Regions from separate parts of the Homo sapiens genome. Here region 1 is linked to region 2. Evidence: chromatin contacts called from ENCODE Hi-C or POLR2A ChIA-PET data. All regions are on one chromosome and are shown on one strand. Each heading gives the region's core, a stretch centred on a gene start or an enhancer-like site at or near the end of the contact. The rest is flanking DNA. Distances are from core to core; before and after follow the strand shown.

Region 1 (4,331 bases), core at 214-2,713, 490 kb after region 2:
TGTTTGTATGTTCCGGTGTCCAAACCTTATGTGTACAAAGTAACTGTGTGGTTCAGTCAGAAGAAAGGTGATAGGAGTTTTGAGAAACTGGCATTTTGAAAAAGGGCAATTCCTGCCTCTGTAGGAGTCTTAGTACTTTTAGGATGTCTTAGGAGAACATACAACTGAACACCACCTCTAAAATTAATTTCTACTTACAGCTGAGTGTTTTTATGTATATGTTTTGTTGACGCTTCTTAAGAGTTCATAACATTCTCTGGTATATCATACTTTTCAGATCATAAGTATACTTTTTTCTTACTCATATAATAACTTTTCATATATACAAACATCTAATTCAAGAATTACCCATTAAAGACCTAGCCTTTTTTGCTTCCCGTTGAAAATGTGAATTTTGAGATTAATAAATAATGTATTTTAGTCATTTCAGTATAACATTCTTAACTTTGCCGGTTAAAAACAATACCTATTTTCAATGAGATGAATGCCCCCTGGTGGAAACAGTGGCAAATATTTGCACTGATTTGGGGGGCCCACAGACAACAAGAACAAGCATATCAAGTGTAATGATGGAACAATGTAGGCATATAATTGACATAGCTTAGAGAGTGTCTTTAGTTTTTTAAGTCTATACTTCATTTAAATGCAGTAAATAGAAGATAACATCAAATTGGGAGGGTCAAAACATTCAACAAGGAACTAACTAAACCCTTATTATGGCAATTTCTCTAGCGTCTTTCTTTTCAGCTTGGGAATCTCTTAGCTAGTAAAGTCATTTATATCAAGGCTCTTCGTAACGATTTTTTAATGGAGGAATTTTCAATAATACCTTGGAGGGTGTTCTAAAACTAAATAGTTGTATAAGAGAGAATTGCTTAAAGGATTATAAGATGGCCTCCAAGAAAACACACACACACACACACACACACACACACAAACACACACACCCACAAACAAACACGTCAGTGGGTGAGAGGAGCAGGTTTTGGGATTTAAGCTTCACCAATGACAACTTTATGTTGTTTGTCTCGTTAACTGCCAGACAATCCATCTCTGGTTCCATAGGGAATGCTTACCAAGCCAGGCATGTGAGCTTGCCAGGACTCATGTTTTTATAGAAAGCTTTATTTTGGAAATTTCTAATCTGAACATACTTGAAATCTAATTCTCAGAAAACTTTGGAAAACCATTTAAAAGGAAGCAGGAAAAGGGAAAAGCAAAAGTGAAGTATGAGGCTGTATCCCCTCTATAGGAAACGGAACTGTGAAGAAGCAGAGGTTGCTGGCACGTTCTGCGGCTCTCCCCTCTGCCCCGTCATACCTAGCTTTGCTGTGGCTGTCGCTCTAGCAGAAAAGCTGTGGTATTTTTTCTGCCTCTGCAATTTTCCCACTTGGATGGAGCCTTTGGAAATGAAAAAAACAAATAATCAAGAGCCATCTTGTATTGAAAGCTGATGTTCTGCATACTTAATGGGCTGAATCACCCTTTCCCTTTTCAGATATGGCTCATGTCCATTAAGCCGTGGATATGGCTGATAAATACCATTGTACTTGTCATATCACCAAGTGCCACATTTTCCGAGGCAGTGACGTTTCTTTACCTCAGCATTTGTGAGAGATTGCACTCTGGAGTATAACGGTTCAGGCTGAAGTTGTCTATTAACTTGAAAGGACTTAGAGATATGTTAATGGCTGGGTGGGAACTCAGTTCTTTAGAAATTCTTCTTAAACCAGTACCTTTCATCAAGTCACGATGCTTAATCTTATGTTATCCGTGGCTTATGTCCTGAAGTGGGTGGGAAATGGGGCTTGACTTCCCCAAATGTAAGAAGTGTAATATACAATACTTCTCACATATGAGAGATCAAGAGAAACTACTGAAGCTTCCAGTAGATATTCCAGAACTTGTTTCTTTGATAAGAAATAGGCTGTTCTCCTACTGTGAATGTCCTCTCGCTGTCCCACCTCCCAGCATGAGAGACCCCTAAAATATAATGCAACAAATGCTCTTAATGACATTGCCTCTCACAGATGTTTATTTAGAAGAACTGTGAAGGGTGACCTGTGAAGGGACATTTTGTGTGTCTAGGGATTGACTTTCCCTTCTTGACAGTGCTCTTTATCACAATGTATTTTTGTATCTGTATCACATTTTTGTGTCTGTATTGCAATGTATATTTTGTTGAAATGGTTTTGGACTCTAAACAGGGTTACCCAGCTTGATCACTCACGTTCTTTACTTGACTTGGCTCTGAATAATTCTCAGACATTTCCTGAGTCAGATTCATCCCTGAAGGGTTAGTATCTACTGTCAGGGATTTCAACTTAATTTTATTCACTTTCAGATATGTGTCTGTATCAGGCATTGGGTTAGATGGTCCTATTTCCCAGGGAATGACACTTTGGAGGGAAAATGTGAAGTCAGTGGATACTTTAAATAGAGTTTGAAAGGTGCCTAGAAAATGGTCCTCAGAGATGGGCATTGAAGGAGGCTTTGGGATTTGCAGAGTGTGAGAGTTGGGGAAAGAGCATGGAGAAGAGAGAGGGATGGATTCCAGGTAGAAATTTTATGTCCCAAGATGTGAAAGTGTAAGAAAATGTGTGGCATTCATACATTTGCTAGGAGTCTGGTTTGGCTTGAGCAGAGAACGGGGGTAGAGAATTGGGAGAAGAGACTGCTGGGTTGTGGGGGCAGGGCATGAAGGGGGCTAGGGAGTTGACAGTATGGACAGAATTTATCCCAAAGACTTCGCATGGAGGAGTACCCTAATTAAGTGTATGCTATAGAAAGAAGACTTGGCAGCATGAGGAGATGGAGGTTGGAAGACTGGGGTGTGATGGGAGGTGGGACTGCCACTGGGTTAGATCAAGTTCAAATAACTCAGTCTAATATTAGCAGGCTGTAAAGGTAAGATTAGAAAATGAATCCCAAAAATGTTGTGGGCAAAGGCAGCAAGGTTGAAAGAAGCTGTATGGCCTGAGGGAAAGGCAGAGGGGAGTCAGATGAGTCTGAGTTCAAAACCTAGCACTGCCGGTTACTAGTTGTATGACCTCCAATAGTCTCACCTGTCTTTAAATTTTTTAAATTGAGAAATAATAATTGTGCATATTTATGAGATACATAGTGATGCGTGATACAAATAATGCATAGTGATCAGATCAGCATATCCATCATCTCAAATATTTATCATTTCTTCATAGTGGGAATGTTCAATATCTTCCTCCCAGCTATTTGAAACTGTATGTTATTGTTAACTCTAGTTCCAGTCCTCACCTTTCTTTGCTGGCTTTCCATCTTCTGGACAATGGGAATGGTACTCTTTCTTCATGGTGCTGTGGTGGAAGTGAAATTAGATTATGCATGTTACAGGGGTAGAGTTTGATAGTCACTCTTTGAGGACACATGAGTGTGCCTGTGTACATTTGGGTACGTGTATGAAGAAAGGAGAGACAGAGGACCTCCATTCAGACATCGATTTTCTCTGTGCTTATTTAAAACTCTTCATTCACATGCTGCACACTCAACAAATACTTATTTAGTGGTACACACATGCAAGGTGCCAGCTAAGGACTCTGTTCCCTTTAGTGACATCTCCTGAGGGGGTGAGGGCAGAAGATGTTTAATAAATTAATGTTGGTCAACTAATTCATGCCCACATATGATGACAAAAGTGTCTAATAGCCAGTACAAGTCAAAATACTAGAAAACCATCCATCTGAGTTATTAACATTTTAATTTAGATCAATAGGGAAAAATAAGTCCTTAGGGGGTTTATTTATATCCTTAGTGAGTGTTTTTTTCTTCTCGCAATTTAGTTTCCTTGAGAACTGAACATTTATAAAGTGTTTTTGGTGAACCCATTTATACAGTAGAATTCATTTTCTCTAGGAGGTTGGGAACTACAGAGAGAAACCAGAGAGTCATAAATTCTATTTAATTCAAGTTCATGCATTTCACTAGAGAAAGCACCTTCTTTATCCTCTTATTGTACTTCCCCTGAGACCTCTGAACAGATGATGTTAGCAGTGATTTAAAAATGCAAATCATATCACAGAAGTCCTTTAAAGGATTGTTCCTCACTCCTCCTCCCACCCTCCATCACACAGGCCCTTAAACAACAGGAATGGTAAATTCAAAACCAAAACTTGCGTCATAGGTAAAAACCAACTATTTGCTGAAATAGGCTGTACCAGTCTGGCTATTTTGATCACCCATGATAGTTGGAAGACAGAGGATCTATATTCTAAATCTGATGAATGTATTTACTATTCACATTACATGTTTGAGGTGAGCCTGCTATATGTACATGTGGAGAAAGAAGTGTGGTTATA
Region 2 (4,559 bases), core at 21-2,520:
AGGCCATTGTATTTTCCAGCTGGGCTCGGTGGCTCACACCTGTAATCCCAGCACTTTGGGATGCTGAGGCGGGCGGATCACCTGAGGTCAGGAGTTTGAGACCAGCCTGGCCAACATGGCGAAACCCTGTCTCTACTAAAAATACAAAAATTAGCCAGGCGTGGTGGCACACTCATGTAATCCCAACTACTGGGGAGGCTGAGGCAGGAGGATTGCTTGAACCTGGGAGGCAGAAGTTGCAGAGCCGAGATTGTGCCATTGCACTCCAGCCTGGATGGCAGAGCAAGAGTCCATCTCACAAAAACAAACAAACAAACAAACAAAACAAACAAACAAAAAACCATTGCATTTTCCTAGATCCTATTTTCCTGATGCTCTTTGGGTGCCTTCAGTGCAGCCAATGTTTCCACAGAGAGCAGTTTCTACCCTGCATAGACCACAAAGAGCTGTGGGCTGGGTCCCTCCTCAGCCTCATCCTACTGTACCCCCTCCCTACTGTTCCCCGGCTAACTGGCCAGAGAAAGCTGCTACCAGAGGCACAGAATGACCGAGGACAATTTGTACAGGATCTAATTTAGAAAAAAATCCATTAATAATATATATTAAAAGACATTTTGTGCCAGTATTCAGAGCTCACTCACGATGAGCCTTTTATTGGCTTTAATGGGTAGGCAGTGCCTTCCTGAAAGCTTGAGGGAGTTAAAGAGGCTCATCTCTGGAATGTTAGCAGAGGATTCTGCATTGGCAGGAAAGAATAGGGGCCACTGCCCTGGAAGAGGGGAGGGGGAAGGCCTGAAAACACCTGTATAGTCTGGGTAGCAAGTTATTCCTTCTTTATGACTTTATTTTTTCCAATTCTGAATTCGTTTCATGATATGAGTATATTTCTATCTCACTCTATAAACATTTGGCCTTTCAGAGATGGCTGAGTTATCTCAGCCCTAAAACATCAAACCAGCTAAACTGCCAGGTAGAGGTTGCTGGGGGAGGGTGCTAAGTGAAATGCTGTATAAACTGCAGGCTTCTTACAAACAGCAGAGGTTCTCTTCTCCAGCCTGCCACTAAACTGCTGGTTTAACGTTTTAGGCTGAATCTTTTTTCAGCCTAAAAGTTGGCCTAACTGAAGCTGGGGTAATTTGGAGGTAAATTTGGAGTCTCTAAGTGAGAAAACAATTTAGAAGTGTATGAATAACAACACACCACAAAAAAAGAAAGCTGAAGGAAAACCCGAATGCATGTTTCTGACTCATTGACAAGTGTTTGTAGGGACTTCCCAGAGGAGGATGGGCTTCCTGGGGCATGTGGGAGCCTCAAGAAGGAACTGACTGTGGCCAGCCATGGGGCCAAGCTGCCTTTCCCCTGTAAAATAATGTTCCTTCTTTAGTTAGGAGAAGGCCTATCCCCTAGTCCTGCCTAGGCAAAGGCTATGCTGAAGGAGAGATGAGAAACGTTTAGCACGGGGATGGCTCTAAAACAGAGGTTGATGTGGTTGACCGGCTGCCCCAAGGACTGGGACTGAGGGGCTTTCGAATACAGAGCTGTCACTGATCCTGGACCCATCAGCCATTCACTGCCACATGCCTACTTGTTGCTGGGAACATAATATTCTTTTCCCTGAAGGCCGAAGGTGCTATTACCCTTTTGATTTTTCCTAAGTATCTCAGATAAAGCTACAAGCCCCATTCCCTAGTATTTGAATAGTTCTGACTTCCTCTAGATGTTTCCCTTAACTCCATAGTAACAAGGTAAAATGCGTGCAGTCCACTAACTTCAGATAACATTGTCAGTGGAAAAGAGCAGTGATGTATTGCACACCTCTGACCAGCGCAGTAGGTATATACCTGGTTTTTGGTCAGTTAAGTTCTATCTGAACATCTACAAAGACAGAAGCCGCTGAAATAGCAGCGACTACATAGAAAAAAGGTTTGACTTTACCTTAAATGCAAAGAAGTGGTCTTTGTATTTCTCACCAAAGACAAATGAAGCACCAGCATCTGTGTACTCCAGAAAAGTCTGAGTTAAAGAAAGAAAAAGAGATTTCATTCCAACCACATGACTGGAAATTAGACAGTGCACAGGAATGCTAGGCTCTCAGAGGACGGACCCAGCAAATGTGTTGGATAGACTTGGAAAGTTAATGTTCTCAGCTTTGCCCCCTCCAATGAATGGTGTAGAAGCATATTTTTGAAATATTCCTGGATACAAATTTCCTGACATTTCTGACATTCAGTCTGACTCTAGAATGCTACAGAATGAGCCAACTGTGGCAATGTGTTGGGAGCCATACATGGCTTGTAGGTGGCATTAGTTAGCACTGGATGCAAAGGAAGCCTGTTTCTCTGTCTGTGGAAACATCTAAGAAGTATGATAGTTCCTGGGGAGGAGGATGTGGGCAATGGATTAGGGAACGATGACATAGGTACAGAACAGCAGTAGTGTTAACAAACCAGACAGACTAACATATTCAACATAAGCAAAACTATTTGTCTAACCCATGATGCAGAATTAAAATTTGAGACAACTCATGCAGACAGATAAACCCATTTCTGACACGTCTTGAGGATTACCTCCAATGTTAAAAGCACCATAAAAGCAAAGTGTTCTTTTGAACCAAACTTACCTGAACTTGTCTGCCCAACCAATCAAAAGCTATAAATCCAGGGTCAGTCCTTAGAATCAAGAGCCCAAGAAGAAACTGTAGCCCGATTCCCCATAAGACAGGTCTCCAGTAAACCTATACAGAAAGATCAAGTGATATGTCTTAGTAGGAAAATTAATGCAGGCCGTGGCATGAATGTCTAATGGATCACTATTTCCTTGAACACACTATCAGATGTGGCCTGTCACCCACCTTCTTTGGGAGGCTACAGCTGTCATAAGCAGAGAACCCTTTGATAGAACCATAACTTAAAAAACTCAGGCCAGGCGCAGTGGCTCATGCCTGTAATCCTAGCACTTTGGGAGGCCAAAATGGGCAGATCACCTGAGCTCAGGAGTTTGAGACCAGCCTGGCCACCATGGCAAAACCCCATCTCTACTAAAAATACAAAAAGAAGCCAGGCGTGGTGGTGAATGCCTGTAATCCCAGCTACTCGGGAGGCTGAGGCAGGAGAGTCACTTGAACACAGGAGGCAAGGATTGCAGTGAGCTGAGATCGCGCCACTTCACTCCAGCCTGGGCAACAGAGCGAGACTCCATCTCAAGAAAAAAACAAAAACAAACTCAGCATTGCATTCCTTCTCCCTAAAACTGAGTTTCAAGTCTTCAGTCCAGGAAAGTATTTAAGTAACCATTATGTCCTGATAAATTACTTGGATAGAAACAGTAGTCTAAGAAGGGCCATTAAAGAAGGCAGAATCTGGCCATCCTAGTCAAGCTGTAAGTACTGGATACATGTAATTATTTCCCCTATCTGGAAAATGGAAAGGCAGAACATGATTTCTCTGTGCGTCCAAGGTTTGTTGATCTGACAACCTGTAAGTGAATTAAGTAAAATATTGCCCTGTCAAGAGGCTCTCATTTCATTGTAAAAGAGACCAATAAACTCAAATGCAGACCCAGGATGTGCAGCAGGAATGGACGATCATTTGCTTTCATCTGTGGTGCAGGGCTGAGTGGCTTCAAAAGAACTATGGCATCGGAGGCATAGACAATGGAGATGTTCCCCTCAGCAGGGCAAAGAACTTGGATCATATTAGTTGAACTTGGTCTCTGATTTGTGTTTTTTTCCTTGGGTCTTGCTTTTAATGGTAAAGTCTTCCAGAGTTTGCCATCTTGAGTTACATATGAGAGATTTGATGTCTCAGAATTCTTGCCCATTTCACGGGTTACCAGTGGACAGAACTAGGATAAGAGTTGAGTTCAATATTAAAAAGAAAATTGTATAAGGACAAATTTTTGGAGTATAAATGCCCAAACTGCATGGGACTTCGATGAACTGCAGGATCCAATGGAGGACTATTAGATTTTTTACTGGTCTGGGGAAATCTGGATCAAAATGGATGAGTTTTCTCTGTGTGTTTGATGGAGGGTATGCGAGAAGAAATTAGACTTGACAGGGAGAGAACGTCTCACTGGTTATGTAACTGGAAAATTACTGAGAATGGAGCATGAAATAGTAACAAACAGTACCATGAAAGTTCAGGAAGATAGGGCACCCTGGTCACGTTAAATAATCCCATCAAGGTAAGAAAAGTACTGAACAATAGTTAAATTCTCTCACAATCAGTATTTTGAGCAATTTACACATGGGGAGAAAAAGAAAAAAGAACCTAAAAGATCAACTGGATACTTACTCTGGTTGGGTACTTGGAAAATAGAAATAACAGGACAATGTACATTATGAGCCCACCGAAGGACACCAGCTGCTGTTGACCCAATTTGGCAGTGTCAAAGGCCAACCAGAAAATAACTGCTAGGACCAGGGAGCTCCAGATCACCCTAAGAGAAGGGGAAAGGAGGCATTGGCATCATTTGTTGTGCTAACTTGAGAATCATAATCAGGCTTAATTTTTTTTTTTTTTGAGAGATGGAGTCTTGCTCTGTTGCCCAGGCTGGAG

Evidence for each region. Hi-C counts contacts between places; a loop is a spot of excess contacts on that map. ChIA-PET counts read pairs that join two places held with the same protein, here RNA polymerase II (POLR2A).
Region 1: a loop to region 2 is called in a map with no recorded cell type, with 2.3 times the contacts of the local background. The contact joins two enhancer-like sites. A Hi-C loop is called at or near these places in 1 of 37 single-sample maps with no recorded cell type. POLR2A ChIA-PET finds 5 or more read pairs at or near these places in 1 of 52 experiments (HEK293).

What each region holds. Positions count from the first base shown.
Region 1 is chr9:84,781,133-84,785,463 of GRCh38, forward strand. All of the region lies in intron 12 of NTRK2 (neurotrophic receptor tyrosine kinase 2), which reads left to right. Among named protein-coding and RNA genes, the nearest start is that of NTRK2, 110 kb to the left of the region's middle. Within about 2 kb of position 1,464, at least 2 of the 41 ENCODE cell types and tissues checked have a DNase peak (open chromatin) inside an H3K27ac peak, as active enhancers do.
Region 2 is chr9:84,295,286-84,299,844 of GRCh38, forward strand. SLC28A3 (solute carrier family 28 member 3) reads right to left here. Exons shown (of 18, transcript NM_001199633.2): 6 at 4,296-4,440; 7 at 2,621-2,734; 8 at 1,936-2,013. Among named protein-coding and RNA genes, the nearest start is that of SLC28A3-AS1, 19 kb to the left of the region's middle. RefSeq lists an enhancer at 817-1,346. Within about 2 kb of position 1,271, at least 7 of the 41 ENCODE cell types and tissues checked have a DNase peak (open chromatin) inside an H3K27ac peak, as active enhancers do.